3 separate regions of the Homo sapiens genome follow, and all the other regions are linked to region 2. Evidence: chromatin loops called from intact Hi-C (ENCODE). Cell type or tissue: PC-3. All regions are shown on one strand. Each heading gives the region's core, and the rest is flanking DNA. Links, peaks and the distances in the headings are about the cores only. Region 1 overlaps ARMC9 (armadillo repeat containing 9). Region 2 overlaps PSMD1 (proteasome 26S subunit, non-ATPase 1). Region 3 overlaps PSMD1 (proteasome 26S subunit, non-ATPase 1).

What was found. Hi-C counts contacts between places; a loop is a spot of excess contacts. Peaks named below come from ENCODE experiments on the same cell type or tissue, not always from the same donor. Only the 100,000 strongest peaks of a DNase experiment are listed, where the experiment ranks them.
Region 1: a loop joins it to region 2, with 4 times the contacts of the local background. A loop is called at or near these places in 10 of 110 quality-filtered maps.
Region 3: a loop joins it to region 2, with 4 times the contacts of the local background. A loop is called at or near these places in 6 of 110 quality-filtered maps.

Annotation. Positions count from the first base shown.
Region 1 is chr2:231,291,736-231,302,288 of GRCh38, reverse strand. It overlaps ARMC9 (armadillo repeat containing 9), which reads right to left. Exons shown (of 25, transcript NM_001352754.2): 19 at 6,036-6,091. Among named protein-coding and RNA genes, the nearest start is that of MIR4777, 66 kb to the left of the region's middle. In PC-3, for the core only: CTCF peaks have their summits at 4,878 and 5,085 (motif pointing left); DNase peaks (open chromatin) are centred at 2,068 and 5,088; H3K27ac peaks cover 2,466 bases.
Region 2 is chr2:231,098,567-231,109,119 of GRCh38, reverse strand. All of the region lies in intron 16 of PSMD1 (proteasome 26S subunit, non-ATPase 1), which reads right to left. HTR2B (5-hydroxytryptamine receptor 2B) reads left to right here. Exons shown (of 4, transcript NM_000867.5): 4 at 1-890. The coding sequence ends at 603. Among named protein-coding and RNA genes, the nearest start is that of HTR2B, 21 kb to the left of the region's middle. In PC-3, for the core only: CTCF peaks have their summits at 4,805 and 9,006 (motif pointing left); a DNase peak (open chromatin) is centred at 4,809; H3K27ac peaks cover 2,056 bases.
Region 3 is chr2:231,156,511-231,167,063 of GRCh38, reverse strand. It overlaps PSMD1 (proteasome 26S subunit, non-ATPase 1), which reads right to left. Exons shown (of 25, transcript NM_002807.4): 20 at 5,555-5,724; 21 at 3,337-3,429; 22 at 1,778-1,864; 23 at 1,047-1,193. Among named protein-coding and RNA genes, the nearest start is that of HTR2B, 37 kb to the right of the region's middle. In PC-3, for the core only: no CTCF peak of the experiment used is centred there; DNase peaks (open chromatin) are centred at 4,913 and 5,603; H3K27ac peaks cover 1,764 bases.

The DNA of each region.
Region 1 (10,553 bases), core at 1,182-9,181, 190 kb before region 2:
AAGTTCTCATTTAAAAAATTTTGATAGACAAAATACTCATTAACTCTTCAGAATCTTCAGTAATTTTTAAGAATGTAAATGGCTCCTGAAACCAAAAATTGGAGAATGGTTACTTCAAACCTTATATAAACATATATGTTTTTCTTTCCTATGCATAACATATTTAATGACTACAACTTAGATGAAAAAATTAAAATCTTAAAAGAAAACCTAGGAGACTACATGTAAAATTTAGGGTTAGGGAAGACCTTAACCAGGACAGGAGACCCAGGAACTATAAAATAAAAGCGAATATATTTAACTTTTTTTTTTTGAGATGGAGTCTTGCTCTGCCCAGGCTGGAGTGCAGCGGCGTGATGTTGGATCACTGCAACCTCCACCTCCCGGGTTCAAATGATTCTTGCGCCTCAGACTACCGAGTAGCTTGGATTACAGGTGTGCACCACCACGCCCAGCTGATTTTTGTATTTTTAGTAGAGACAGGGTTTCACCATGTTGGCCAGGGTGGTCTTGAACTCCTGGCCTCAGGTGATGTGCCTGTTTTGGCCTCTCAAATTGCTGGGATTCAGGCGTGAGCCACCACATCCCGCCTCAATCTTTAACTTAAAAAAAATTTTAAAAAAGATTTGTGGCAAAAGAGATTAGAAAAAATATATCTTTAAAACATTTGTAATGATGGTGAAAAGGGTTTGGAAAGAAGCACAACTGAAAAAAACAGAAAGGATATGAAATTGGAAATGTACAATGTAGCAAATCCAAATCCAGATTGGCAAAAACATTAAAAAAAAATAGAGTAACAGCACCTATTGCTAGTGGAGATGGAGGGAAGAGGCTCCTTCATGTTCTCCTAGTGAAATCTGAATTATTAACAGCCTTTGAAAAGAGCAATCTGGAAAAATCTATTATTAAAAAAATACTTTTTCATCCAGCAGCAAGAGCCCATATAAATAAAAGCCCTGGTAAATAAGGATATTTTTACAAAGATTTTACTACAGCATTGTTTGAAATAGCAAAAAATCTAGAAAATTATACATTCATAGCATTAAAAAGTATCAACTTGCTACACTGCCTAACTCAGAAGGACTTTCAAGAAACATTAACAAGAGAAAAAGGCAACATGGTGTAGAAGTATGTGTATTTCTATCTCTATGTTATCTCATTTTGAAAAACAAATACTGACAAAAGTATATATGGATCTGTGTGTAGTACATACCTCCGTGTACTCTGTGTGTGCATCTTTTAAGTATGAAAGCGCATGCACACACTAGATCACTAACATGGGTTTCTTGGGGGGGTTGATGTGAGTGCAGTGGAGAGGCAAAGGATAAAGCTTATGCTTGTGCTGTCTCCCCCAGAGGATGCCACCCCTGCTGGCCACACCCTTCCCTTCCTCAACTCATCTCACTTCCTCTTTACCCCACGCCAGCCATCTCCCAGTATTCCTGGAGTACTTGGAATTTCTGTGGCACTTCCTGTGTCTATCACCTTTATGAATCTGTGATCACATATTTATTTTCTGTTATTTGCTATTTTGCATTCATGTATGTCTCACAAGAAGGTAATATAGGGCAGTGGTTAGGAGCATGGACCACTGAGTCAGACCACCTGGATTTGAATCCCAGCCCCATCACAGTTACTTATTAGCTGTGTGAACTTGGCAAGTGACCTATTTTCTCTCTGTCTCTTCATCTGTGAAATGTGAATAAAAATAGCACCTACCACAGGGCTGCTAAGAAGAGGAGATGACTGAACACCCATAAGGCGCCTAGAACAGTGCCTGGCACCCGGCACTGCCAGCAGGCGGGAGCTGCTGTTGTCAGAATCACTGTGATCTTCCCTATCTAGGCTGGAAATTCTTGGAGGTATTTTAAACCACAGATACTCTTTTAGATTTCTTTTGCATCCCTTCCCCATTAGTTCCTACAATAGTGTTATTTCGAGGCCCTCAAATATTTGTTGAGTAAATATATGAGCAACTCTTAGATCTGAGCACTTTGTATAGAAGGAAATTGCTGAGCATACGATTGGCACTTACATGGCAACCAGCAAGTAAATGTCCACGGCTGACCTCACCTGGCACTTAAACCTATTTTGTCAAGAGGCGAGAATATTTGTCTTAAAATCAGTCTTCTAGAATAGCACAGGAAGGTCTTGCATTTCTACTTAAGGAAGCCATACAAGGAAACTGGCTGTGATATATAGTAAGGAAACCTGAGTCACTGGGGGTGAGAACAACGGAACCAGGCTCCTAAGCTTAGTGATTTACCAACAGCCCTTTTGTAACATATTACGTCTGTTTCATATAAAATAAATGCATCAGGTAACACATTTCTCTGAAGTGCTAAATGAGATGCATTTGAATCCTTAAATAACAGCTGTCATTGTCCATTCCCTGGGGTGTATTGTCCAAGCTGATCTAATGATGGTTTTGTTTCTCTGGAGGTTTAAATGGGTCTGGGGCTTTGTGGGCCAAGAAAGTATAAGTGGTTTAGAAAACAATGAAAACACCCATATTTTCAATGCCATCCTGTAGACTCTTCCTGCCTTGAATGTTCCAGCTCTCCCTCTCGGCTGGAGCTACTCCATCAGCATTTTAACATGCTCAGGTTTCTCTCATCTTAAAACAAACAAAAATGCCCCCTTCAGCCACTATTGCTCTTCTGTGCACAGCCAGACTGGGCGAGGAGCAGCATACACTTCTTAAGCCATTTTCTCACTTCCCACCTGGCCCTCAATCCATTCATTTCGCTTTTGCTCCATCAACCCACAAAAATGCACAGCAACTGACTTCCACGCCACTAAACCCCGTGTCCTAGTCTCACTTCTCTCTCTTGAGGAGCCTCAGGGCCTCTCTGCATTTTTCACCCAAACTTCCTTATTCCTATTCCCCCCTTGCAGTTTATAATGTCAGCAAAGAGGGCGTACATGTCCACACCTTTCCGCTACATAGGCACATACATAATCCATAGCCCTGTGTCTTTATACATTTGCTTTTTCCGAAATTATTGGTCAAATTACTTTATGATTTCCTTTTTCTATTTGACATTATATCCTAGACAGTCTATAAATCAGAAGATGCATTTCTAGCTCTACCTTTATTTTTTTTAAAATTTTAGTATATAAACGTATGTATATTCAGACATAACTTTGTTAGGTTAGCACATTAGATCAAGTCATTATAAATTACAGAGAAAAACGAGACTTTGCATCAGGGGTTCTCTTGAGAGTTTCCAGTGAAGCAGGGATAGCAGTGGTGGAAGTTGTGAGCGCACAGATTTCAGCTCAATGTGATTTAGAGTGAGCATAATTTACCCTGGTCTCAGGCCCCATCCCACTACAGCCCCCCACTTTTTTTGAGATGGGGTCTTGCTTTGTTGCCTAGGCTGGAGTGCACTGGCAGGATCTTAGCTCACTGCAGCCTCCGCCTCCCAGGTTCAGGTGATTCTCGTGCCTCAGCTTCCCTAGTAGCTGGGATTACAGGCGCACGCCACCATGAACCAGCTAATTTTTGTATTTTTAGTAGAGATGGGGTTTCACCATGTGGGCCAGGCTGGTCTCAAGTGATCCGCCCACCTCGGCCTCCCAAAGTGTTGAGATTGCAGGTGTGAGCCACCGTGCCTGGCCCCATTAGAACCATTTTATCTTTAGAGTTGCTAAGCAGCTAACTGAAAACAGTGGTTTCATTTTTCTGTGTTTTGGGTCTAAATATTAAATGAAAGAACATTTACACTGCTAAGCAAGATAAGGTATGACTCCAACACCTTGCAAATAATTTTGCTGTCTCCTTCAGAGCTGTCACCTTGGGAAGTGATAACCACATTCCAACAACAGTGCTACTTCTCAAAGGATTCTTAGAAATTTTCTTTAGCCTAAGATCTGTCACTCTCTTTTTTCCCTCCAACTTTGAAAGACAGTTATAAACGTAATGCTAGCCTCCGGTGAAAGCTGAGTAAAATCCAGGCAAGACCGGCTGTGCCCGGACTGCCCCGGCTGGCACCGGTGATGCGCAGTGAGGCTTACCTGGGAGAAGGAGCCCCCATCTGCTGCCCGGGGTTCATCACAGAGTCCCATTTGGCCCAAATGACAGATCTTTTCCTTATAATTTTCCAACTAAACCTCTTCTAGAAATCTTCTGAAAATTCTAGTTATCACAAGTATTTTCAAACATCAACCTCTTAAAAGAGTAGCAAAAGTCCAGAAAATTATAAGACTTCTGTATTTGTTCATTTACAGTAGACAATTGCTTTCAGAATGAAATTTCCAGAAATTGAGTTCTCATCATTAACTAGAACAGTTGAACAAAATGAATTTTCCCTTATAAGATAAAAACAGGATTTATAGCAAAAACAAAGCAAAATGAAAAACCAAAGCAAACCGAAAAACCCAAAGGGATGATACAAGAAGGGAAGAAAACAGATCTCGAGACAAACTTTAGGACACAATGAAAAAAAGTTGTTAAAAACAAATAATTAAATATTAATTTAAACTATCATTTAGAATGATATTGAAGGGCCAGGCACAAAGGTGGTGACTCATTATAATCAAGAGAAGGCTGCCCAAGTCCGGGAACTGCCTAGGGGCTGGCAAACAATGGCCCACGAGTCAGGTGCCTGCTTTCCTATGCTCGCCAGCTAAGAATGATTTTTGTGTTTTTAAGTATTTGAAAGAATATTTAATGACATGCAAAAATTGTATGAAATTCAAATTTTTAGCGTCCATAAATAGTTTTACAGGAACACAGCCACGTTCAGCCACTTATGTACTGCTGACAGCCACCGTGTTACAATGGCAGAATTGAGTGGTTGGAACAGAGACTGTGTGGCCTGCAAGCCCTAAAATAGTTCCTATCTTTTCCTTTACACAAAGTGTCTGCCGACTCCTGTTCTAAACCCAATTTTACCACCATCAACTCTCTGTGTGAGCTCAAGCTGGTGTTTTTCCCTCTGCCTCCACCTTTGTAAACAAAGGGGCCTGGAGAAGATGATAGGGGCCAGGACCCCTATCTGGAGGTCAAGCTCTGCACTGCTGGACAAGGCAGGAAGAGCCAGCAGGAGCACGTACCCGCTGATGCCACCTGCAGCCTGTGAAGAAAACGGCAGCCACAGAGGCCGCCTGCTGAGGAAGCATCTCCCAGCAGATCTTAGCAGATCCTCTCTGGCAGGGGCTCTTAAATACCTCTTTCCCAACTGATGCCATCAGTGATCAAAAACCTGGCTTTTACACATTTTACAAGCTGATAGGCCACGACTCCAAACAAAAAAACATCCTCTGACATCCACTTTTTCAGTGAATGCTCCCCCCAAAATAGATGAAAATGTTCCAGCATTCACTGCAGGAGTAACTGCTCCCTGCAAATGAAGGCAGGCAAATCAAGGATGACCAGAGGGGACAACAGGTCTTTTCTTCCTAGGTATCTGAAGGAAAACCATGTAAAATCTTGTCATCTGAAAATCCAACTACAGTCCCTGAGTCACCATTCTTTACATCATTTCAGAGACTCGCATACATTAACTTCTAAACCTTCATGCTCTAAAACACCAGGCAAGTAGATTTTTCACAGCTGAGGAAACACAAGTCAAAAGAATGCAAATAACAGAGAAAACTGGTCAGTTCCGTTAGCTCTGAACTAAACCCAGGACCCCTCACGCCAGAGACTCTCGCCAGGCGCCTACACGCCCAGCACTCCCACCGGTGAGGAAGACAGGCCGAGGCTCGTGCCCCTTCAGAGCAAAAGCTCACACAGAAGAATGGTCATTGTTCAGCTTCCCATGAAACTCGAATGACATGCAATGCTGCGTCTCTGCTGTGAACCCAATGAGTGTGGGAGTCTTCAAACATGGCCGCTGGGCTCCCCACATGAGACCCCAAGTGAGACCCGAACCACCACCCAGCTGAGCTTTAGCCAACCCTCAGAATTGTGAGAAATAGTGTAGCAGGAATGAAAAATCTCCATTTCTGGACTAACTTGTCAAGGCAGGAAAGAGAGAATAGTTTGGTATGGGTTTTCTATGTGGTGTCAAGAACCTCCAACTTACTTCATCATCTTCATCTTCATCATCATCAGATTCAAGAACACCATCTGGTAGCTCTTCTATAAAGAAAAAAAGAATCAATGAATAATGGATAAACAGTGGGAGCCTTGGTCCACAGAATCTGTCAGCCTCTGCAGAGACATAAACACCTTAATGAGAATGAGGTTACATCAAAGTCATCATGCTCCTAACCATCCTAATCACAACCATTTCAGTCACTGTCTGAGATCATCCTAAGCAATTTTAAATAGTAAATCTCTCCATTTTTACCAGAACATGATTATAGTAGCATGGGGAAAATTAAAAGCCAGCATATAATTTTAGGGGAATTTAGGGAAAAGTAAGTAAATATTTATTTCAAGGCATCATGCTAGATTCTGCCATACCCGTTATTTCACTTAATCCTTACAAATATGTTGTTGACTATTATCCCCCATTTTACAGAGAGGCACAGAGAGGAAAGAGAGACTTCTTGGTCTCACTTCCAGTAAGTGGCAGGCAGCTGAGATTCAAGCCGAGTCTATCTCTAAACTCCATGATTTTTCCACGGGCGGTATGGGTGGTGGTCATGGCAGGTAGGGTTCCTGAAGGCTCTGTGGTTCATCGCTAGGTCTTTTTAAGAATTTACAAAAGAGCAGTAAGTTGGTAGCACAAAGGAGTTACAGAAAGAAAGAGCCCCGGCTTCCTCCTCTGTAGAATGGGGGTTGTACCAGCCACTTCTCAGGGTTGTCGGTAGGACCTCACAATACACCACAAGGGAAGCGCCCGGCTTAGGGCCAGGTAAGAAGCAGGCACTGCAGAGGTGTTGGTACTTTCTCCTCCACGAAGTCTTCCCTGATCCCCTTGCTCAGCAGCCATCTCTTCCTCCCCGAACACACTCAGCGTTTTATCTAGAACTCCTGACAGTTCACGCCACTTCTGGAAGATTGCTGCTTACTAATGAATGAATGCTTACTGACTCGTCTCTCACCCACTGCACTGAACTGTGAGTCCCTGGGGACAGAGCAGCTGACTTACTCCTCCCTCTATCCCTACTACATCTTTCTTATTATCACTTGTTTCTTGAACAAATGACATGAAGGTAAAGAAAGCCTGAAAGAAGAAAGGAAGTCAAATGGGAAGTAGGAGAAAAGAAGGAACTAAAGCCATACTTGAGGAGAGCACCCAGCTTGTAAAGTGGCAGGCAGGGTGCACCCACATTTGATCAAACACCAAACCATTCCCAGGAGGGAAGATGTAGAAACCCATGTTCTCAACCCAACGCTCGTTCTAAAGGGAAGGACTCCACTGACTTCACTGGACCGAGGCCAGTGGGACACCAAAGTGTCCCCCTGCTCACTGAGGCTTGCATGCCCCACGGGTCGCAGCACTGTTGTGGAATGCCATTTAGTCTAGAAAGCTACTGTGCAGGCATGAAGATGTGATGCCACTCTGCTTTCTGGCTGAAGTTTAATGACTAACTTCCCTATCCACCAACAGCATACACCATTCCACCTTCAGGAAGTGCTGCTGTACTCATCAGTTATAAACCGCTCATTTTCGAATACAGAAATGCCTTTTTTAAGACTCTTGGCTATTTTGTAAGGCCACAGACAGCCCAGCCACGCTTCTCTTTCTCTGCCTCCTCCTGCCCAGCTCCCCTTCTCCTGACCCCATAACCTCAAGGCCTGCTGGCTCAGACTCATCCCACTACCCAGAATAATCCTGTCCTGAGAAGTGAAGTGCCTTGTAGACCTCAGCTCCTTTCTGGGATGACTATCTCCCATCCTGTTCCCTGAGTTGGTCCACACTCCATGAGGTGCCCGCACTCCGATATCTAACACACGTGGGGCTAGAATGGCCAGTATCATTCCTTTCCCGGGGGCTCTGCCTTGCTCCTGCCCAGTGACCTGGCTGGTGCCCCTGTTGTCTCTCTGGTGCTGGTTCCCCTCCCTGAGGGCTGGCATTGTGGTCCAGGCCCAAGCCAGGGGACAAATCTCTCTGCTGTTGCTGTTGGCAGCTCACCCGGCGTTGTCAATGTCACCAGCTGGAATTTTCCTTTAGGCTTTGCCAGAATAGTCCTTCCCCACCTGTGGGGTTAGGTCGCTAAAATATACTTGAATTTTAATACTTGAAGACCTTAAAACTTTACTGGAAAAATTGTGCTAGAAGACTGTGATTGGACTTGGACGTGTGAAAACCCACAGAGATGTTTTCAAGTTTACTGAAATAGAACAAGGAAACCAATAATCTAAATAAAGATGGTGGCAATGCCATTTCACACATCTTAAGAACTGATACACTAGCAACAATTTGTACTCTGCTATTAATTTCCACTTGAGGATGAAGACAGGATGGAGGCTCTCCTCCTGGGTTTCACTTTGATTTGATGCTGGTGATGGATGTCCCGAGGTACTTGTGTGTCTGGTCTTCCATCTGAATGTTCAATCACTGTAAAATTTTGTTTCAAAGTGGCGGGCTCCTGCCGCTGTCCTATGGATACAGAATAACTTAGGTGCTTGAGATAGAAAGATAAATACTTTAGGCCCTCTTTATTTAAACAGTAACTTACTGAACTAAGTAGGTATTTCCCAAGCCTTCCAGAATGCCCAGGGTTAGAAGGTTTAGCTCTGCCCAACACAATTTCTTCCAGAGACATCCCTTACAAAAGTGTAAATTGTCCCCTTATCCCACTCTAGCAGGCTGGTCCAAGGGCAAGGCTTATAAAAGAGAAAAAGATGTTTTTTGGGCCAGAGAGTAAAGGGGGCCTGCACCCTGCTTCTTGGCTGCCAGGAAGGAGGGAAGACAAGGAGACAGATGTATCTCAGTGGACTAAAACACACAGGTGGCCTTGAAGAAGATTCTCAGGCTGAATGCAGAGAACTCCTGGCCTGGGAGGGCTGGGCACAGCTGATGACTATGGCGCGGATGTGCAACAATCCTCCGCCCCCACACCGTGGCCTACCCAGAGAAGGCAGGAGAGCAACCTCAGGCAGCACTGAGGTTCAGGTCTTATTTTTATTTTTTTCAATATGCCAGAATGAGGGCTGAGAGTCAGAAATGAAGTTACTGCAAAAAATAAAGTTCTAATTTTTGCCCACCTGAATTTGGGATGAATTATAGCTGTTCCATACAACCCAAAGAAGAGATATTCAAGGCAAATGGGCACCCAGCCTAAAAAGGACAAAGGTTTCAAAGCTCCCTGGCTGCTCTCCTCAGCTGCCTCCTTTTGATCGGGAGCCCCTTGGACACCCTCGTTTCTGCGACCCAGGCAGTGAGGCTCTGCCCTTGGCTGCACATGAGACCCCAACTGGGAGCTTGAAATCCCCTCTCTGAGAGGTTCTGATTTAATTTGTGTGGGGTACAGTCTTAAAGATTTAAACATCTCCCCAGGTGACCGCCCTGTACAGCCAGACTGTGAACCCTGAGCTAGAAGAAAGGCCACCTGGGGGCTTCTGGCCTTGGCCAAGCAGCTCTCTTGAGACTCACTCTTCACTTTCTGCTCGTGTGCAGAAGGGATTCACGCATGTGACTTGCAGGGATGTGGACTGCTGGGTGTCAGGGAAGGGCATGGAGAGAGACTCAGTGACAAACCTGGCCCCGGATTCCAGCAGTGCTTGGTACCTCTGGCAGGTGAATGATGTCAGGAGTCCACAGAAACAGCCGAAGAGCTTTCCCTACCACCTCTGCCCCATCCCAGGCTTCCTGGCCTTCCTCTCTCCTGCTTACTATGGGATGTGGGTTGTTATGGTAATGGAGGAGGCTGGATAGAATGAGGACCACATTGCCTCCTTCCACACTGCAGTTGGCAACATCAGTTTTTCTGCAGTGAATGAATAAAAGTGGGAAAATGATGAAGTTTCTTACAGTGGCATTTGCTTTCATTATCTGACCCCAGGACCCTGGGGAAGCCACCTTAATAGTGGGGCAGGATTTAGGAGGGGAAAGGGAGAGGCCACATAAAGAGAACTTACAAGGTTAGGGGAGGGTTTCTGTAATTGCTTCTAAGTTCTTTTTGTTGACTATATGCCTAGAGTACGATAAGAGATTGTTAATCTTTGGACAATCTGGCCTTGACTACCTGGCGGAACTTTTTTTTTTTTTTTTTTTGAGAAGGAGTTTCGCTCTGTCGCCCAGGCTGGAGTGCAATGGCGCAATCTCGGCTCACTACAACCTCCGCCTCCCAGGTTCAAGCGATTCTCCTGCCTCAGCCTCCTGAGTAGCTGGGACTACAGGCATGCGCCACCACGCCTGGCTAATTTTGCATTTTTAGTAGAGACGGGGTTTCACCATGTTGGTAAGGCTGGTCTCGAACTCCTGACCTCAAGTGATCTGCCTGCCTCGGCCTCTCAAAGTGCTGGGATTACAGGTGTGAACCACCACGCTCAGCCTACCTGGCTGAACTTTTGTCTATGGGTTCACTTGGGTCTCCCCACCTTCCTAAAGGCCTCTTTTTTTTTTTTGAGATGGAGTCTCGCTCTGTCACCTAGGCTGGAGTGCAGTGGTGCAATCTCGGCTCACTGCAACTTCTGCCTCCTGGGT
Region 2 (10,553 bases), core at 1,510-9,509:
GCAATGCTGGATGGTTCTCGAAAGGACAAGGCTCTGCCCAACTCAGGTGATGAAACACTTATGCGAAGAACATCCACAATTGGGAAAAAGTCAGTGCAGACCATTTCCAACGAACAGAGAGCCTCAAAGGTCCTAGGGATTGTGTTTTTCCTCTTTTTGCTTATGTGGTGTCCCTTCTTTATTACAAATATAACTTTAGTTTTATGTGATTCCTGTAACCAAACTACTCTCCAAATGCTCCTGGAGATATTTGTGTGGATAGGCTATGTTTCCTCAGGAGTGAATCCTTTGGTCTACACCCTCTTCAATAAGACATTTCGGGATGCATTTGGCCGATATATCACCTGCAATTACCGGGCCACAAAGTCAGTAAAAACTCTCAGAAAACGCTCCAGTAAGATCTACTTCCGGAATCCAATGGCAGAGAACTCTAAGTTTTTCAAGAAACATGGAATTCGAAATGGGATTAACCCTGCCATGTACCAGAGTCCAATGAGGCTCCGAAGTTCAACCATTCAGTCTTCATCAATCATTCTACTAGATACGCTTCTCCTCACTGAAAATGAAGGTGACAAAACTGAAGAGCAAGTTAGTTATGTATAGCAGAACTGGCAGTTGTCATCAAACATAATGATGAGTAAGATGATGAATGAGATGTAAATGTGCCAAGAATATATTATATAAAGAATTTTATGTCATATATCAAATCATCTCTTTAACCTAAGATGTAAGTATTAAGAATATCTAATTTTCCTAATTTGGACAAGATTATTCCATGAGGAAAATAATTTTATATAGCTACAAATGAAAACAATCCAGCACTCTGGTTAAATTTTAAGGTATTCGAATGAAATAAAGTCAAATCAATAAATTTCAGGCTTTAAAAAGAACCACTGTCATCATAAAATTTATTTGGTTTCTAATTATATGCAAAGTTGTGCTAAGAATGAAATAAAACAAAACAAACATTAGCCTTGCCTTCCAGGTCTTAAAAGCATAAGGCATGATACAGAACAAAAGGAACACAGAGCTAAAAATAAGTGCACAAAACAGTGATCACATCTGGAGGTGAGTTAAGATTGCCATTTATAGTCTGATTTAGTTGAATGCAGTCATAATTTTCCTCTGATCAGGAAACTGTTTTGATGGAAGGGATAGGGAGGATAGTAGCTGGATATCACACAAAATAACAAGAACTTGGAACTAGACCTGTTTGTTAAATGACTGATATTGAGCTTCTACTCAGCACAGGTAGGTCTATTGGAGAAGGAGGAAAAAGCAAATAAAATCGCTCTTGGGTACCTGAACCACATTAGGTTTCTTAGAGATATTAATTAACGTGCACAAGCATGGGATCTTAATCAGGGATACAAACTTTAAGTGAGATCATGCCTGCCTATGTATGCTTGTCCAGTGACTCAAGTGAACTTCCAGCACAAAATTTTTTATTCATCCTTTCAGTATATTATTTTGCACTGTTAGATCTCAGAATGAGTCCAACCTGTGCCACTTACCAGACAGCTGATTAAATTTAGGAAAAATACTTAATTTCTTCAAGCCCCAGTATTCTCATCTGCATTTTATACAATTCTTATGAGGATGAGTACATAGAAGGCACTAAGTAAATGGTAGACAATTCAATCTACTTTTGATATATATTTTAATGCTCCTGTTATAAGTGCAAATTTAGACTAAGGGGGTCTGCAGTGAAGATAACTCATACCTTAGCTTTTCCTTTTCAGGTTCACCCATATTTGTCCCTCGACCTATGACTCTATTGCTGTCCTTCTGCAGGCAACTCAGTTTAGGATAATTGCCTTAAGAAATGTATTGGCTACGGAGAATCTCAGTGTATAAGTGAACAAGGCATATATTTTCACAGTGGCAGAATCCTTTGCTAGAATGCGGCTCTAATACATAAATCCTGATCTGTTATGATTCCTTACTGGCTATATATAATCTGCTGGGAAGAGTATATCATACACATTTAATTCCTAAATCATCAAAGCTTTAGGTATGTTTCCCTACTACTAGTCTAAGATTTTTCAGCAGCATTAGGGATGGTTATCTCACATAAGAGGCAAAATAATTTACATTCCTTAAAAAAAAATCATTCTCTATTTTGGTTTTTGGTTCTGGTCTCTAATATGATGGATTTGGCATATGTTAAGATTTATATTCTTGCCAAGGTATGTTGAGATTAAGTTTTCAGTTATCACTATGACAGTATTCCAAATTCTGTATTTTATGCATCTGAAGGCATACATAATTGTTTCAGGAAATCTATACACCAGAGTTGGCAGGCAATCACATTGCCAAAACTCTACCCATAGATAACAATCTAGATCAAAAGAACTATCTTCTCACATGCTTTGTACTGCCTCCAAATTTGTGTGCTTAAATATACGCACACCTACAGAATTAGCCACAACACCTATAAACTGTTTCATGTCAAACCCTTAAGAAAAATTTCCTTGCTTACAATTTTTTTTTTCTTTTTTTGAGACAGATTCTCACTCTGTTACCCAGGCTGGAGTGCAGTGGCGCAATCTTGGCTCACTGCAACCTCCGCCTCCTGACTTCAAGTGATTCTCATGCCTCAGCCTCCTGAGTAGCTGGCATTACAGGTGCCCGCCCCCACACCTGGCTAACTTTTGTATTTTCAGTACAGATGGGGTTTCGCTGTGTTGGTCAGCCTGGTCTCCACTCCTGGCCCCAAGCTATCTGCCTGCCTTGGCCTCCCAAAGTGCTGGGATTACAGGTGTGAGTCACCATGTCTAGCTCTTGCTTACAATTAACCCAGAGATCTTTCTATAGTTAATGAGAGACCTTTCTACTATTTCCAGAATATTCTAGAAAGTGAAACATAACTCCACTATTGACTATTTCTGAAAAGTACAACCAAGCCACAAACTCTTACCACTTCGATGCAGAACTGGTATTTCCATTTTATGAATACTTTAAAGAGATGTATAATTTGAAAGCAAATCTCAGCAGTTAAACACCCTTACGTAACAAAAGAACTCCAGTTAATAGTCTTATCTTAGAAGAAAAGGAACAGATTATAACTATTTAGAATAATTTTGAAAAAAAAAAAAAAACCTTTTTATTCCATGTTACTGCCAATTAATGGAGAGAAGAAAACAAAGATGTAGAAAAAAAAAATGAAAATGACAAAAAGTAAGGAAAAGTCAAGCACCCAGACAGAAACACAAAGATACTGGGGCAAAAACAGAGAACAGTATACAGAGAATATGTATCAAATTGATATAGAATTGTGAATGGAGATGTAAAGATGATCATGAAGTTAGTGTTAGTGTTAGTGGTAACTGGTTCACTATGAGGGTTTCTTCAAATTATGAGGATCAATGATGATGTAACATTTTTATATTCAAGGAATCACTTTGTGTGGTCTAAAAAACAGTTGCACAAAGAATCTGTTGTTCATCTTGCAAGATCCGTATCTAAAAGCTTATGAATTTATACACTGAGAAACATTTAATGCCATATTATAACAGCCTAAGTCATAGCACCCTGCAAGGGACCACCAAGACTGTCTGATTTTAAGAAATGTCCATATCAGATTATCAATTTGTTCATTATAGAAACTTAATATCAACAGATATACAAAGACCAATTCTTTTGACTTTCTTCATTTTCCTTTCCAGTGTCAAGTTAAAATAATTCAGATTCTACTCACTTCCAAATGAGTTTTCAGAAGTCAATGACATGAACAGTACTGCATAAGTTGTTATAATAATAAAATCTGCCTTTGAAAGTACTAACAATGGGCCCAACAATCACTTATTTATTAGATGTTCCACTAGAGAACATTTATTTAGATAAAAATTAATGTACTATGTTCATTTCAATTAAGCAAGAATAGTTATCAAATTAATTTTTTACTTTTATTTACAAGCATTATGAACAAATAACAATCTACAAATATCAGAAGGAAGAAATAAAATACTGTAACACCCTGGACTATCCTAAGAATAAAGGAGATAATATACATAAGAATTTTACACAAAGACAATTTTATCTTAGTTGTTGAACTACAAATATGTGTTTACTAACATGTTTTTAGTATTCATATCCAATAAGTATACTTGAAAAGAAGTTTTTAAAAATTATGAAGAAATAAACTCTTAAAACATGGTATAAGACCAAATGTCCACAAATTCATTTTAAAAGGGAAATCTAAAGGGGGGAAAAAAGATGGAGAGCATGCTACGACAGTAAATGATGTCACTTCAGAAAACATGTACCAGTCTTAGGATATAGGACAGACACTTCTCAAATATTAAAGTTAATAAGGAAAATTAAGAATAAAGCTGTTTTATCACAGCCACTCAAAAAGATGGTGCTCTGACTGAAAGCAAGGTGGAGAAAGCACTGGTCTATCATGAAGCCTGTTTAGAATCTCAGTATTTAGCTTTATGACAGTGGGGAAATTTATTAAACATTTTGGAATTCAATTTCCTTATCTTTAAAAAAAATGTGAATACTGGTTTCTTCTACTTTAAAAAATTCTCACTCTAGGGAAATGGCAGTAAACTAAAACTTAGAGAACATAGAGAGGATTTTTAACTCCAGCTCTTTAAACAGGTCAATTATATTTAATTTTCATTTATAAAATAAATTTTAGACAAAATTTTTCCAGTTCCCACTTCTTAAAGATTCGTTTTATGAAAAGAGAACCAAGAATGGTCCCTTAGAAGTAGCAAGCACATAAATAACTTATTTGACTATACTATGTAGTGGAAAACTCAGCAAAACCTAAGCAGCTCACGGGAGACATCTGCTGCTGAAACTGGGAACTTAACCTGTGTTAGCTACAGGAAATAAAAGGGCAGACATGAATTTTGTTAACTAGAGAGCAAAGCACCATCAGATTAAAAATGGAAGAAAAACAGTTTTAAATGACCGTCAACTTCCTATGTGGCAGAATATAAACACCAAGCCACTGATTTATATTGTTATAAAATATAAAGTCACTGACAATACAAAACATTAACTGACAGGAAACAAAACAACTTAAGAGTCAAACATGAGTAGGATGCTTTACACAACCCAAGAGATACTAAGGGTATACCTGGAAGAATATACTTTCCATACTAAAATTATCTAGTTCTCTGATAATTCACACAAAGAACCCACTCTGGATGGCCATGACAGACCATTTTCTCATTTTTTAATTGTGTCTAATCTCTACAGCAAGAATAGGGAAAGGTTAGGGTCACAGCTTGGCTACATGATATGCTAAGATAACAGGAAGGAAATAGAAGTAATTAAATTTTATTTTGCTTCCATCTTTTCTCTCAAGGAGAATAATTTTTAGACAGAAAGACTGATCAAACACAAAACAGATAAAGAGTCTAGTTGCCTTAGATGAGTTCCAGTCACAAAGCTAAATGAATCACCTCCTAGAAATAGAACAAATTTGTGTATGTAATTATGAAACCAAATTTTGGAAGAAAAACAGAAAACTGCAAAGTACAAAAAGAATGTAAATGATGAAGTATTCCAATATTTTAAAAGAGAAAAGAAGAGATAGGGTTCAAGAAGTTCAAAGTGTGGAGTCTGTGGCAGATCTTTTGACAAAATGCAGAATAGCTTAATACACATAGGTTTTGCCAGATCTCAGAAGAGGCCTCGAAGAACACTGGACACTTCTATGAAAAGTGTAACTTAAGAAACAATCAGGCCCAATAAGTCACATAACCCGTTTAGAGGTGCCAGACTAGTAGACTTGGGTAAATATTATGTCATAAGGATTTTGTGAAAATTGTCTAGAGTCTTTATGAAAAAGTTGGCAAAATGAGAGTTAGAGGATAACACAGTGAAGACCAGTATTTGATTAACAATCATATTCAAGAAAACTGGTGTAAGAAGAAATACCATGCTATATGGGTCTGTGTTTTGTTCTGTTTTATTCAACATTTCCATCCACGATAGGAAAAAAATATTTTACAGTTTGTAGATGGATGACTTCCTATCTGGGATATTATGGAGAAGACTCTGTACCTAGTTCATAATGGATGTTCAAGAAATTATGTGTTGGATTTGCATACAATTTTTATAACAAAGATTCACTCCCAGGGAACCTGGGGTAGAAAATCTCTTCTAAAGTTTAAAAGGACATAAGACGTATGACTCATCTAACATGCACTTTAGCAACTTACTGTGTAATTTCATAACAAATAAGCTATAACAAATATAATAAATAAGCTATAACAAATATAACAAATATAACAAATAAGCTATAACAGGCAGTATCCATATAACAGTGAGCCTTGAACAATATGGGCTTGAACTGTGTGGGCCCACTAATATGCAATTTTTTTTTCACTAAAAATTACACTGAGTGTACCTACTTCTTCTGCCTCCCCTTCTACCTCCTCCACCTCTTCCACCACTGAGACAGCAAGACCAACCTCTCCTCTTCCTCCTCCACCAACCCAATGTGAGGACAATGGGGTAAAGACCTTTCTGATGATCCGCTTGCACTTCATAGTGAAGACGAGTGTTTTCTCTTCCTTATGATTTTCTTAATAACATTTTCTTTTCTCTAGCTTACCTTACTGTAAGAATATAGTATATAATACATATAACATAAAAATTATATGTTAATTGACTATGTATGTTATCCATAAGGCTTCTGATCAATAATAGGCTATGAGTAGCTAAGTTTTGGGGGAGTCAAAAGTTATACGTGAATTTTCGACAGTGTAAGAGTTGTGGGGTCAGTGATGCTAACTCCCGTATTGTTCAAGGGTCAACTGTATTTTAACTTTATTCTTTAATAAAATACCTCAAGGTATTGTGGGTTTGGTTCTAGACTACTACAATAAAGAGAGTATAGCAGTAAAGTGAGTCACACGAACTTTTTGGTTTCCCAGGGCATATAAAAGTTATGTTTACACTATACTATAGCCTATTAAGTGTGCAACATCATTATGTCCAAAAAAATGTATATACCTCAGTTAAAAAACATAGCCAGACCCAATGGGTGGCTCATGCCTGTAATCCCAGCACTTTGGGAGGTGGAAACAGGAGGATCTCCTAAGGCCAGAGGTCAAGATGAGCCTGGGCAACACAGTGAGACACTGTCTTTGCAAAACAAACAAACCAAAATTAGCCAGGCATGGTGGTGAGTGCCTGTAGTCTCTGCTATTCTACAGTTTTGCCTCAACCCAAGCTCCATAAGCTCAGGTTTGCCTCTGAGCAATGATCACACCACTGCACTCCAGCCTGGGCAGCAGAGGAAGACCCTCTGTATTTAAAAAACAAACAACCCAACAACCTTTATAGCTAAAAAGTGCCACCGACCATCTGAGCCCTCAGTGCATATTCATCTTTATGCTGGTAGAATGTCTTCTCCTGATGTTGGTGGCTTCTGACTGATCAGGGTGGTGGTTGCTGAAAGCTGGGGTGGGTGTGGCAATTTCTTTAAACAAGACAATGAAGTCTGCCACATTAGCTTTTCCTTTCACAAAAGATTTCTCTGTAGCATAAGATGCTGTTTGATGCTATTCTACCCACAACAGAATTTCTTTCAAAAGTGTAGTCAATCCTCTCTTAACTCTGCTGCTACTCTATCAACTAACTTTACTAAATATTCCCAATTCTTTGTTGTAATTTCAACTATGTTTCTTTTCATTAATTTTTTTCTACAGCCTAATCTTGGAAGTGATTGTAGGAGACCGGTCAGGGTGGTGGGAAAAGTTATAAAAATTATAGGGAAAGATGCAAACCTTTCTGGAAGGCCGGGAGGTTTTGCAAAAGCTTCAAAAGAGGATTTAGCTAAAGGCAGTTAAATTCTCTTAAGAGCAAGGGTTAGATAACAAGGGAATGTAAAGGAACTTATCTAGATAAATTTGTTTATTCCTGTCTCCAGACACTAACCTTTGATCACTCGTGTGCAGGACTGCTCTCTACTTGGGGGTGAACAATGTTAATTACCCACAAATTGTGTTTGCTCCAAGCCTTTCTCATTAAATCTGTGCTAAACAAATGCAAGCATCTCTGGTTTATCGGGGTGGCTAACTCTCTTCAGCCCCTAGTGCCGGCAACCCCCTAGCCTGCTCTTTCACTGGATATCCATGTCTGAGAACTTCTTTCATCCATTGCTTGGCCAGAATCTGCAGGACAGACTCGGCAGGTGGTGCCCCCGCGTGAGGAACGCTGCAACAGATTGCGAGGGAACCCTCGAAAATGAAGGTGAAGAAACTGCGCAGTCAGTAAGTCATTGGTGCCCACTGTGGATTTCCAAGTTCGAGGGGATTGTTCAGGCTAGGGTTTCATCATGGGACAACAGTTATCAGCTCAATGGCAACAGTATATAAAAGTATTGAAACAGCTGCTTAAAGCTAGCGGAGCCTTGGTTTTGCAGGCTCAATTAAGGGACCTAATGCAAACTGTTGTGTTAGATATGAGTTCTAAATTTCTTTCCAAATAATTAATATGTCAGTATGTTCAATTCTTTGCCTTCTACTTTTAAACTTAACTTCCTCATAAAGGAACCTTTTTTGATTACCTACTCCACCCTAACTCATTCCAATTACCTGCTCCATGCTGACTCATTCCAATGACCTGCTCCACCCTAACTCATTCTGATCACCTGGTCCACCCTAACTCATTCCAATTACCTGCTACCTGCTCTGCCCTGACTCCTGCCAAAGCACTCACCCCATCATTCTCTTTAAATTAGCCAATCAGAATTAGTTTAGCCTGTGCGTCTAACCCTTGCCAACAGGGGAATGACACAGCAGCAGGGGCCATGTGCGTCAGGGATAAGAACCCCTTCCCCTCCCTTGTCCAAGTGTGTGTTCACCATTGCACCATCTTTAAGGGCACACTCTTCTATAGAAGTAACTTGCCTTGCTGAGAATTAAAAAAAAATTTTATATTTGAGTGGTATTCCTTTTGTAGCATCGAAACTTTATATGTAACAATTTGGGGGCTCGCCCATGATTGCATTCCCCTCCCGGGATGGTCTCTGGTTCTCTCTCGTGAGGAGGCTTGCCCTGCCCCCTTGTGGTGGCCTCAGGGGTGAGAAATCAAGACCCACCCAGTGCGAGGAATAACCCGAGCTCTCAGCAACGCAGAAAAAAATAAAAAATAAAAAACTGGCCAGCAACCTAGCTTAAAGGATCTTCACATACTGCAGCGATGACTCTGTGCACAGACCAAGGAAGGAGAAGCCGTGGGAGCCGGTAAAGTATTTCCTTGGTGGTCAGGACCAAGGTAAGAAAGCCGCAAGGGGGAGGGGGGCAGTGAACTACTCCTTGGTCGGGGTGGCTTAGAGGTTAAAAAGAGGCGAGCCATCCCCATTTCGGGGGATTGAACCTCACACAAACCTCCAGTAGCAGAAAAGGCAGAGATTTCCAGTGGGGAAACTGAGCCTCACACCCCAAAAGGCAAGACATTTCCAGTGGGGAAATTGAGCCTCACCCCAAAAGGTGAGAAATTTCCAGTAAGGGAAATTGAACCTTGAACCTTACCCCAAAACCATCAAGATGGGAAATACCCCAAGCAAGACAGGGAGCAAGGGAGATAAAGATGGTAACAAAGACATCCCCCTGGATATCTCCCTAGGTCTCATGCTAAAACACTGGAAGGATAACGAAAGGACTAAACTTAGGAAAAAGCAACAAATGATAACAATATTGCTGTTTTATTTGGACTCAGGGACCCACCTTCAAACCCTCAATCTTCTGACCAAACTTTGGGTCGAATGAGGATGTAACGTGTCAGCTTCTAATCCGATATGTTAATGGTAAAAGTCCAGTGTCTCAGGAAGAACTAGGCTATGCCCTTTATTGGAGGCAAAGACCTGCCCTCCTTTTTCCTTTAAAAACAAATAGGGAAGAACCCAATCTGGTACCTCAAAATGAAAAGTCAGAGGAGCCAGCTCTCATGCCTAAAAATTCCAGCGCATGGGATCCCTTAGACTATCTAACCCCGTTCAGTGTCCCCAATCTTTCCGCTCAGACAGCCACTGCTGCCTCAGATCCCATTCCAAATTCCCTCTCTACTCAACGTTATCCTTCCTCGTTATAACCCTGACTCTTAGGAATTACCATCCCATCAGCCTGTTCCCTCCCAACCTAAATACCCCTCTCTAAAAGGACTCCAGTGTGAAGTAGAACAATGTAAAAAAGATATTCAGAATTTCCCATTTCCCTCTGTACCTAAGAGATCAGCCCCGACTTTCTTTCCTTTGAAAGAGGTACCACAAGGAAGGGGGGGCCATTGGCTTTGTAAATGCTCCCCTAACCAGTTCAGAAATCCAGAATTTTAAAAAGGTGCTTAAACTGCTACTGGATGACCTTTACGGAATGGCAGACCAAATTGACCAATTCTTAGGACCTCAGTTGTATACTTGGGTCGAGTTAATGTCCATCTTGGGCATCCTCTTTTCAGAGGAAGAAAGAGAAGCTCTACTCCCGCTGGTCCCTCCCCTAGAGGAAGTGGAAGGAGAGGGGAGAACAGCAGCATAAGTGGCTGGCAGAGGCAGGGAAAGAACAGCAGAGAGGGGAGAGAGAGAG
Region 3 (10,553 bases), core at 911-8,910, 59 kb before region 2:
AATCTCCACAACATCAACAGGAGGTAGGTAGCATTACCATATCAATTTTACAGATGAGGAAACTGAAATACAAAGATTAAATGACTTGTCTTAGTCACACAGCTAACAGTAGAAATAAAAACCCAGTTATGCCAAATTCCAGCTCTAAACCACTACATACACTATCTTGCATCCCTTGGCTTTATCTCTTCTAGCTGATAAATTAGTCAGGTTAAGACCCCGACTCACAATTATAGATAGGAGTTGCCTTTGACCCACCATCAGGTTGATAAGAATAAGTTTACTCTTGTATAAGGATAAGGATCTAGAAATCGAATCTCTGACATTTTAGACAGATCTAGCATCTGGATGTCTTGGATGGGTCTACTGATGGCGCTCTAGTTATCTACAAGAACCTGGAAGATAAAGGCAGTATCACACTCATATTTCTGATAAGCATTTGTTTTTAACATGAAGCACTCTGTCTTGGAATAAATTAAATTCCATGAAGATCCTTTTCTAACTAAAATGCAATGCATTTATGACAATGGTGTAATGAAATAGAAAAAAAAAAAAGACAACGGTGTAATTACCATAGTAATCAATACTTATTGAGCAGTCCCAAGTCTTGTTCTCAGTGCTTGTTCAATCTGTGCCTCATTTCTGAGTCAGGGATGGTAATCTCTGTTTTATAATAAAGAAAACTGAGGCAGAGAGAGATTTAGTACCTGGCCTAAGGTCACTTAGCCTGAGCAGTATACTCAAGATTCAAATCCTGTATGCTTGGCTGTAGAGTCTATATTCCTAATCAAATTGTTGTATTAGGAACTCCTACGTCGTATGTCTGTGGTAGAAGACGGGAGTTTGTAGGGTTACACAGGGAAAAGAAAAATTCTCCCAAATCTATATGAAATGGAAAAGAACATTCTCTCTTTTGTTAAATAATTTCTTAGAACTAGTGAGCTTGCTCCAATGCTTTGGAGATTTATCATTCTCTATCAATATTCTATTGTCCTATGGATTAATATCCCACTGGTATATACAGCTAAGAGTCACTGGTAACTTACTGGTTTGAAAGGCTGGTATCTACAGGTCTCCGGCATGGTTAGGACCTTAAGCTGGGCAGGCATAACTCGGGCTGGGTTATCCAATAACTGGAAGTTTGGCTCAGGTTCTTTTTTCTTCTCTTTTTCCTCCTTTTTCTCTGCCTCATCCTATAAAATAAAATTTAAAAAAAGTTCAACAGAAGTTCATTTCTGTTCCACAGAACTGAGTAACATCTGAAGTTGACTGAGCAGCTATAAGGTACAAGAGGTAGTGGTCGGTAGTAATGGAAGTACAACTAAAGTGCTATCAGACTCAGAGGAGGGAAAAGTAACTCTGCTTAGGAATGAGAATGGTATTTGACTTGGTTTTAAAGGATTAAAAAGGTTTTTCTACCAGCAGAGATCAGAAAAAGGTCTACCTAAACAAGTGATAATCCCTTTGCTTGAAAGGGTTTTTCTTTCTCCTACCTCATCATCTTGTCTGTGAAAAACCTACTTTGCCCTTCAAAACCTATTTTAGTTGTCATTTGCTCCAGGAACTTTTTACTGATTTGTACCCTTCTATTCTTCCCACAAATGGATATATTTTCGAGTCTCTTTCAAGTACAGTTTGATGATTCTACATGCTGGCAACAGGATAATTGTTTGAAGGAAGCCAAGAGCAAGGTAGAATAATATTCAACTAAGGAAGAATCTCGACCATGACAGAGACAGAGATACTTCAATCCATATGACCACCAATTTATACCTACCACTTCCATTTTCTCCTCCTCCTTTTTTTCCTTTTCTTTTTCCTTCTTTTTAGCCTTGGCAGTTATAGATAATACAGCAGTAGAAACCTGGGGAAATGAGCAGGGTAAACTGTTGTAATCCCTTACTGACATACAAACATGCAAGCCCTAGAGAACTCAGTCCTACAACACTATTCTATTTCCTAGCTGTATTACATATATATATATATATATATATATATATATATATATATATATATATATATATATATAAATATATATAAATCAAAGAATAAATGGGAAAACTAAGCAGGACATTTACTGAAATAATTTACTACTCTTGTCATCAAGTGAATCTTTAGTTCTTGGAGGCTTGTGTCCAATATAACTCTTCCCTTTTTTTTGATCTGTAGCCTACCTTGGATATGAATTTGCTCTCATGTACTTCCAAGATTGAGATTTGGGTGCTATAGCCTTTTTGCTTTACAGGAAAGCAATGGAAAATAGAACAATTTCCTTCAGCGCTGGTTGTAGATATCCTCTCTGGACTATATGTCTTACAATGCTAATACACAGTGGGTGAGTGGTTAGCCTATATTATTCTCCTTCATGGGTCTTGCTGAAAACAAAGGTGAAAAGCTGGGCAATACTGGTGTAAAAGCTGACTTTGTTTCAGACCCAAAGGAGGGTCTGAAACATAGCTGATGAAACAAGATGCTGTCAAGGCTATTCCTTAACTGCTACCCTCAAATTTGGTTAATTATCCTTACTTATACACAAAATTTACAGCAAATAATCAACAACTGGCCAATATGAAAATTATGAGAGAAAGAGCCACTTTCCTATATATAAGGTATCAAAAAAAGTATAATTTTACTGAGTAAAACTTTATGGGCAAGTACAACTCTTTAATGTATTATTCTTTAATACAGGAGTGTCCTCATACACAGTTGGTAGGAGTATAAAGTGATTATGTCCATTTTGAAAGGCAAATTAGTTAATAACTATGAACATAATGTGCATTACTTTTGATCAAGTAACCTGACATCCAGGATTCTAACCTACAGATATACTCACACAGTGCACAAATACATGTGTATAAAGACTTTCAATTCCAGGCTCACTTGTGTAGGGCTAACAAATGAGAAATAACCTTAAATGAATATCAAAGAAAAAACTGGTAAAACAAACAGTACTACACATAGTAAAGGCATTGTTTTGCAGCTCTGGGAAAAAATGAGATCTGTATACATTGAAAGTTTTAAAAATAAAAAAAAATATAGTTAATGTGAAAACAAGATGCAGAAAAGTATGTAGAGAATAATTTTATTCGTGGTATAAAAAGTACTGACATGTGCAGAGAAAACCTTCAGAGGGATTCAGAAGTTGTGACTCCTGTGACATGAGACTTGGATGACCAAGAGACAAAAAGGACTTTCACTTCATATTCTTGTGTAATGTCAAATGTTAGCATAAGAAGTGTTACTTTTAAAACATAAAAGATAGTTAAAGAAAAAGTAAAATACTCAGTGGCTCCTATATTTAAGTACAAATGCTGCTAAAAGGAACAAAGAACCTACCTTTTCCTTTTCTTTTTCTTTTGGTACTTCCAGAGGGGCAGGATATGCAAATGTGGATGGTTTACAGTTCGATTTATACTGAACTTTCGGCATCTGAAGAAATTCCATTAAAATAACATTGGCTTTAAGTACTCTGTGCTCTCCACAGGCATACGGATACAAAAGGAGACCAAAGTTTTAATGCAGGCTGTATGTTCAACTATGTTATGACTCCTCTCTGAAAGCCATGTCTACTTTTACTGATTTAGTTTTTAGGTTCTTTACAGAATTACCTGCAGTTCTCTATACTTTTCTTAATCTCTGTGCCTTTGAATGGGCATCCCTTTATCTTTATGAACAAACCAACCTGCTTCAATGGGTAAGTCCTATTCATGGTGTGAGCATCAGATCAACTGTTCTCTCCTTTGTAAAGCATTTGATGGTCTATCCTGCATACAAACTGCCATTTCCCTTCTTTGTACCAGACTAGTAACTTACACTAGCCTGAATACAATTTCCACACCATATATAATCATGCCTTGTAAGAGTGTAACATGAGCCTAATAGAAAGTCAGCTTCACATTACCTAGTGACCAGTTTTAAAGTTCTTTGGTCTCAATTTTTCCTTTCTTTCTTTTTTTTTTTTTTGAGACGGAGTTTTGCTCTGTTGCCCAGGCTCTGGAGTGCAGTGGCGCAAACTCAGCTCACTGCAAGCTCTGCCTCCCGGGTTCAGGCCATTCTCCTGCCTCAGCCTCCCGAGTAGCTGGGACTACAGGTGCCCGCCACCATGCCCGGCTAATTTTTTTTGTATTTTTAGTAGAGACGGGGTTTCACTGTGTTAGCCAGGATGGTCTCAATCTCCTGACCTCGTGATCCACCCGCCTCGGCTTCCTTTCTTTCTTTCTTTCTTTTTTTTTTTTTTGAGACAGAGTTTCACCCTGTTGCTCAGACTGGAGTGCAGTGGTGCAATCTCAGCTCACTGCAACCTCTGACTCCTGGGTTCAAGCGATTCTCCTGCCTCAGCCTCCCAAGCAGCTGGGACTACAGATGTGCACAACCACACCCGGCCTGAATTTTTCTCTATTTACCCAATCTGCATTGATGGAGGATGATAATAAATACCACCATAAGGACAAAGAACCTTATCTTCTCCATCCCATTTTCATCACAAAGAGTAAAAACAGCAGTCATAAAATTGTTTGGCAGAGAATAAAATAGGTTATACAGGATGTTTAATTACAATGTTAAAAGTTGGGGATTGGGAAACCAAGGGATTCTTGTTCTGACAATAAAGCTGCTCAATATTTACAAATGTGAGCAGTTTTAATACCGAAACACTTAACGAAGGATAACTGGCTGTACAGCTATACTGAAAAATCAATACAAAGAAATATTCTATTTTTACCAGTCAGTTTTAAGCCTAAAACTTTTCCACTCTGAAAATTTAGTAGAACATTTCAACAGTGATGACCAGATGTAAGAGTTATTTAAAGGTCAAAAAGCCTTTTGACTTTTAAAGAACAAGAAGATGAATCATCAAGTCACAGGACTAAGAAAGACCTAAACACAAACTCCATTAAAAAAATATGACCACAAATGTGATGACAGGGCACGCAGTGCCTTAAATTTCTGACTTAAGTCAGCAGTTACATTCCATCAGATTCCCTAGCTCCTCACAGTTGGTCTTGTTTCCTGCTTCTACCAAAGGGTCATCCTCCTATTTTGCTTTTTCCCTTTAGTAATAATTCTTTCTTCCATCAACCACTCGAGTATCAGATAACTCTGGAAGATTTAGTTTAGGTTTGCATTCTTCCTTGCCCAGACTACTGCAATAGCATTGTAATGAGTTTCCACTGATACCAGAAAGATCTTTCTAAATGGAAATCTCATGTTCATTTATCATTTGAAATCCTTCGACAGTTCCCAGGCTTTAGTATTAAATAAAATTCATCAGAGTGGTATATAAAGCCTCTTCGTATGTTTATATTTAGCCCCCTCTCTCACCATTCTTTCTCAACTAATTACTTGAAGTTACACAGCTAGTAAGGAGATATGCTTTTCAAAACTTTCAATGACACACTCCATTCAAAAAGGTGACGATTCAACTTGAAGGGAAAATGTTATTATAAGATGTTAACTCATCTTTAAAATTTAATGGAAATCCTTGCAAGTGGGCGGTAAATATGAATAAGATACGGTGAACAGGAAATACTACAAAGCTGAGGTCTCACAGACATACCTTTAAGTCCTTGTTAAGGCCAATGACACAGGTAGGGGTATAAGCCAATGACAGGAAGTGTGAAAGAGGAAACCAGAACCAAAACTGGGTAAATACAAGGACGCCAACCACAGAAGGCATATGAGTATGCCCAGTCCTGGACTGCAAGGAGATTGTGACATTATGACCACCTGTAGAAAAAGAGAGAAACCATGAACAATAATAGTATTGTCCTATTATTATAGTAGGACAATAATAACGATATCTTTCTTTCTTTCTTTTTTTTTTTTTTAAAGAGATAGGGTCTCACTGTTACCCAAGCTCGGGTGACAGAGTGAAACACTGCACCCAAGTGCAGCAGCACGATCATGGCTCACTGCAGCCTCGACCTCCTGGCCTTAAGGGATCCTCCTCTTTTAGCCTCCCGAGTAGCTAGGACTACATGTGCGGGCCGCCACACCTGGCTGATTTTTAAATTTTTTGTAGAGACGAGGGTCTCACTATGTTGCCCAGGCTAGTCTCAAACTCCTAGCCTCATATGATCCTCCCGACTCAGCCTCCCAAAGTCTTGGGATTACAAGCATGTGAGGCACTACACCCAGGCAATAATAAAGATTTGTAAGTGCTGCAGTAGGGAAACATCTGGTGATGATTTTAAAAGCACAATTCATATGTGCAGTCTAATATGCAGTCCTTGGAATTAGTGAGTTATCCAGGCTCTCCAAAATTGGAAGTGTACTTTTAACTGGATTTAGCACACATCTAGACTTACTTTCTCTATAGGCAGGCGTTTTTCAAAAACTAGGCCTGAAGGGTATCAAAACTGTGATGCTAAATTAAGTATTAATCTGCATTATATATTGGCTTTTCATGTGTTAATAAAAAGCAAAGTTTTAGTATATACTTTTTGCACACCATAGCAGAGGCAAGCATAGATAGTTTGCTTAGTTTTACTCTTTCCGCTTCAATCATATGCAAATACATATTTATAATATACTTACACATTTATAAAAATTTATATAAAACAGTAAAGAATATGTTCTGACTCTTGGTCTTTTAGGTGCTAAGCAGCATAAACATTATTAGAATTTTGAGAAATATCCCTTACAAATTATGAAGATTTATATGCAGCTATATAAAAATCTACGAAAGCATTGAGCATTACCCTACGAATTATTAAGCCACTTAAATTGGTGGGAGGAGCTCTGACATTAACTAGCCCTGTAACCATGGACAAAACACTTTATTTCTAATTCCTTTTCTCCCATTAGCAAAATGAGGGGTTGAATTTGAACACTTGAACGAGAGCACTACCACTTACAAAAGAAAACTTAACCTCTAACCCTAACTGAAATTTTTCTAAGGAAACACAATATGTAAAGGAATGAAATCAGAGCTGCTTCTGTTTAATCAGAAGTTTGGACTGCTGGGAGAATATATGGCCTGGAACCAGGGGTCCCCAAATCCTGGGGCTGCAGACCTGTCCATGGCCTGTTAGGAACCTGGCTGCAGAGCAGGAGGTGAGCGGAGGGCAAGTGAGCATTACCACCTGAGCTCTGCCTCCTGTCAAATCAGCTGTGGCATTAGATTCTCATAGGAATGTGAACCTTATTGTGAACCGCGCACGCGAGGGATCTAGGCTGAACGTTCCTTATGAGAATCTAATGCCTACTGAACTGAGGTGGAAAAGTTTCATCCTGAAACCACCCCACCCCCGTCGTAGAAAAAAAAATTGTCTTCCATGAAACCTGTCCCTGGTGTCAAAAAGGTTGTGGACTGCTGCCCTAGACTATTCCTCTAGAGTGCAGATAAAGTTTGAAAGCCAGTGAACTAGAGCTAAGATCCAAGCCATCAGTTGGGGAGAGCTGGTGAGCCCTTGTAAGGCTGAGATTCTAGGAGGCTATGAGGGATTACCAACTCAAATGCCTTTAGGAACAAGTCAAGTAAACAAATAAGGAATAAGTGGGCTGGGAGCAGTGGGGACTGAAGCAAACTGTAAAGTACATGTACTATTTAAAGGGAGCTTGTTACTGGGGGTGTAGGTCCAGGATTACTAGGTCATTTTGTTTTTAAAACTGAAGCAAACTGGAAAACACATGTTCTATTTAAAGGGAACATCTTACTACAGTGTAGGTCCAGGGTCACTAGGTCATTTTGTTTTTAAAAGTAGACTATGGATTTTGTCCAAAATCTTGCAAATTTTGTTAGGCAGGCAAAACAAAATACACCATTATCAGATTTGGCCCATGCGCTAGATGGTAACAGAGTTAGTGCTGGATCACAGAACTTTGAAATGCAAGAATCTTCATTTAAATAATATATCCTATAAAAATGGGGCTTGTCTGTGCCTAATCAGGGTCTTAATTGGAATTCCAATGTGGATTCCTGTTGCTTACATTTCTCTTCTCTTGATCTCAGTGTTTTATAGGCATCTTCACATTTTGCTTGGAGTCAAGAACCAAACACTGACTTGACTTGACTAAACCAAGCAGCATTTTAATTTTTATAAGAATCAGGGTTCTACTGTTCAACCAAATAATCTAGATTTTCTTAATACTCCACTATAGGTATTTAAATTTTTCATCTGAAAAAAAGGCCAGGTATACTTTAATCTTGTTTTTCCAATAGAAATGAATTATATACATTTATTGTCTACTTGTACTCTTCCCTACGCTAACCCCCATTCACTGAATGCTAACTATATGTTGAGGATTGTGAATAACATACTGGAAAAGATCCTAAGGAGACTCCAGTCTCACAAAGAAGACAGATAATTTGATAATTAAAATAAGATATGAAAGTATTATGATAGCTATAAACCTGGGTGCTAGTGGGAACATTTCACTAAGACATAGTAACTAACCTGGGATGGAGACTGGGGAGGGGCAGAAGAGAGGAAAACGATGCCTAGCTAACGTGCTATTTGATCTAACTTTGAAGCTGAATTTCCTTTTAGTTCAATGAAATCTATCTTCTTCGGACTTCGAAGCTAAATTAGCCTTTTGTTCTAACATTCTGAGATTTAATAAATAAGGTAGAGTTTATCATATTGATAATTTGCAGTTTAACAAACTTCAATCAACTTCTTTATCTTCGGCTTTTCTCCCGGAAGAGACTGAATCACTGAGTGAGTTCTCATAAACTTCAACTTCATTCCTTCCCTTGAAGTTGCCCTCTCTAGATTTTTCTCTACTACCACTAATTTTCTTTTTTCTTTTTTTGAGATGGAGTCTCATTCTGTCGTCCAGGCTGCAGTGCGGTGGCACAATCTCAGCTCACTGCAACCTTCACCTCCAGGCTCAAGCAATTCTCGTGCCTCAGCCTCCTGAATACCTGGGAATACAGGCATGCACCACCACGCCCAGCTAAGTTTTGTATTTTTAGTAGAGACAGGGTCTCACCATGCTGATCAGGCTGGTCTCAAACTCCTGACCTCAAATGATCCACCCACCTCGGCCTCCCAAAATGCTGGGATTACAGGTGTTAGCCACTAAGCCAGGCCTACTACCACTAATTTTACTGAGAGAAGATCAAGACTGCAAATTTTTCTAACGCAGTTGCAGCACAGTGTTCTACGAGGATAGGATATTAAAAAGTGAAAAAGGACATGAGATTAATTCTATGCTCATAACAGTGAACACTACAGTATAGAACTTTTATGTAGGGCCAGGTGTGGTGGCTCACACCTGTAATCCCAGCACTTTGGGAGGCCGAGGTGGGTGGATTGCCTGAGATTAGGAGTTTGCGACCAGCCTAGGCAACACGGTGAAACCTAGTCTCCACTAAAATACAAAAAATTTGCCGGGCATGGCGGTGTGCACCTGTAGTCCCAGCTACAGGAGGGACTGAGGCAGGAGAATTGCTTGAACCCGGGAGGTGGAGGTTGCAGTGAGCCGAGATCATGCCACTGCACTCCAGGCTGGGTGACAGAATTGGCCCCCCCCAAAAAAAAGAACTTTTATGTAATAAATGTCTAAAGCAAAAATTGTTATAAATAAAGAGAAACAGAAAGAAGCACCAAAACTTGATTGGTCCACGAGACAAACAGATAAAGTAAAAAAGCCCCAAACAAAAAAAGAAGATATAAAAAAAAAAAAAAAGAAAAAGAAAAGACAAACAGAGGCTGAAAGAGGAAGGAAGAGAACACAGTGAGATGACTTGTAGTAAATCTGGCAGAGAAGAGGCGAAACATAGAATTATCCTCCCCTAATTCTTTTTTCTTAATATATAATTTTATATTTTTAATTAAAAATTTATTTTTCTTTTTTTGTATTGCTCCTTGCAGAGCAGGGCTACCCTACAGGTAGTGTGCCCAGAGCAGTCTCCCCCAATTCTTAACAAGTAACCCAAATATAGTAAAAACCAGCAAAAAACTGTGGTAGTGGTGAACAAGTGAAGGGGTGTAGTCTAAAATCATACACTTTAAAAAGTGGCAGCTAAAAGAGAAAAAAAAGATTACAGAGCAGTAAAATGTTATCCCTAAATGTTGTTTTAAATACTCACCACCAAAAGAAGTAATCTGAAAAGGCTACATAATGTATTATTCAAACTATATGAAAATCTGGAAAAGGCAAAACTAAAACTGTGGAGAGAGTTCAATTAGGATAAGTAGTAAGTTCAGGAGATCTATAGTACAGCATGATGACTACAGCTAATAATAATGTACTGTATATTTGAAAATTACTTAAGGAGATCTTAAATTTTCTCATAACAAAAAATGATAAGTATGTAAGGTGACAGATATGTTAATTAGCTTGATTTAACTATTTTACTATATATATATCTCAAAGCACCATGTACACTGTATGTATAATTTCTATTTATCAACCATACCTTAATAAAATAAATAAGTTTTTTAAAAAGAAAAAGAATGAAAAAGGGGATATCACTACAGATTCCACAGACATTGAAAAAGTAAGAGGATATTATAAAAAAACTTTCAATAAATTCAAAACTTTATCTATTAAAACAAAATAAAACTACAGAGACAGTAAAAAGGTCAGGGACTTGTGGGGAGGGC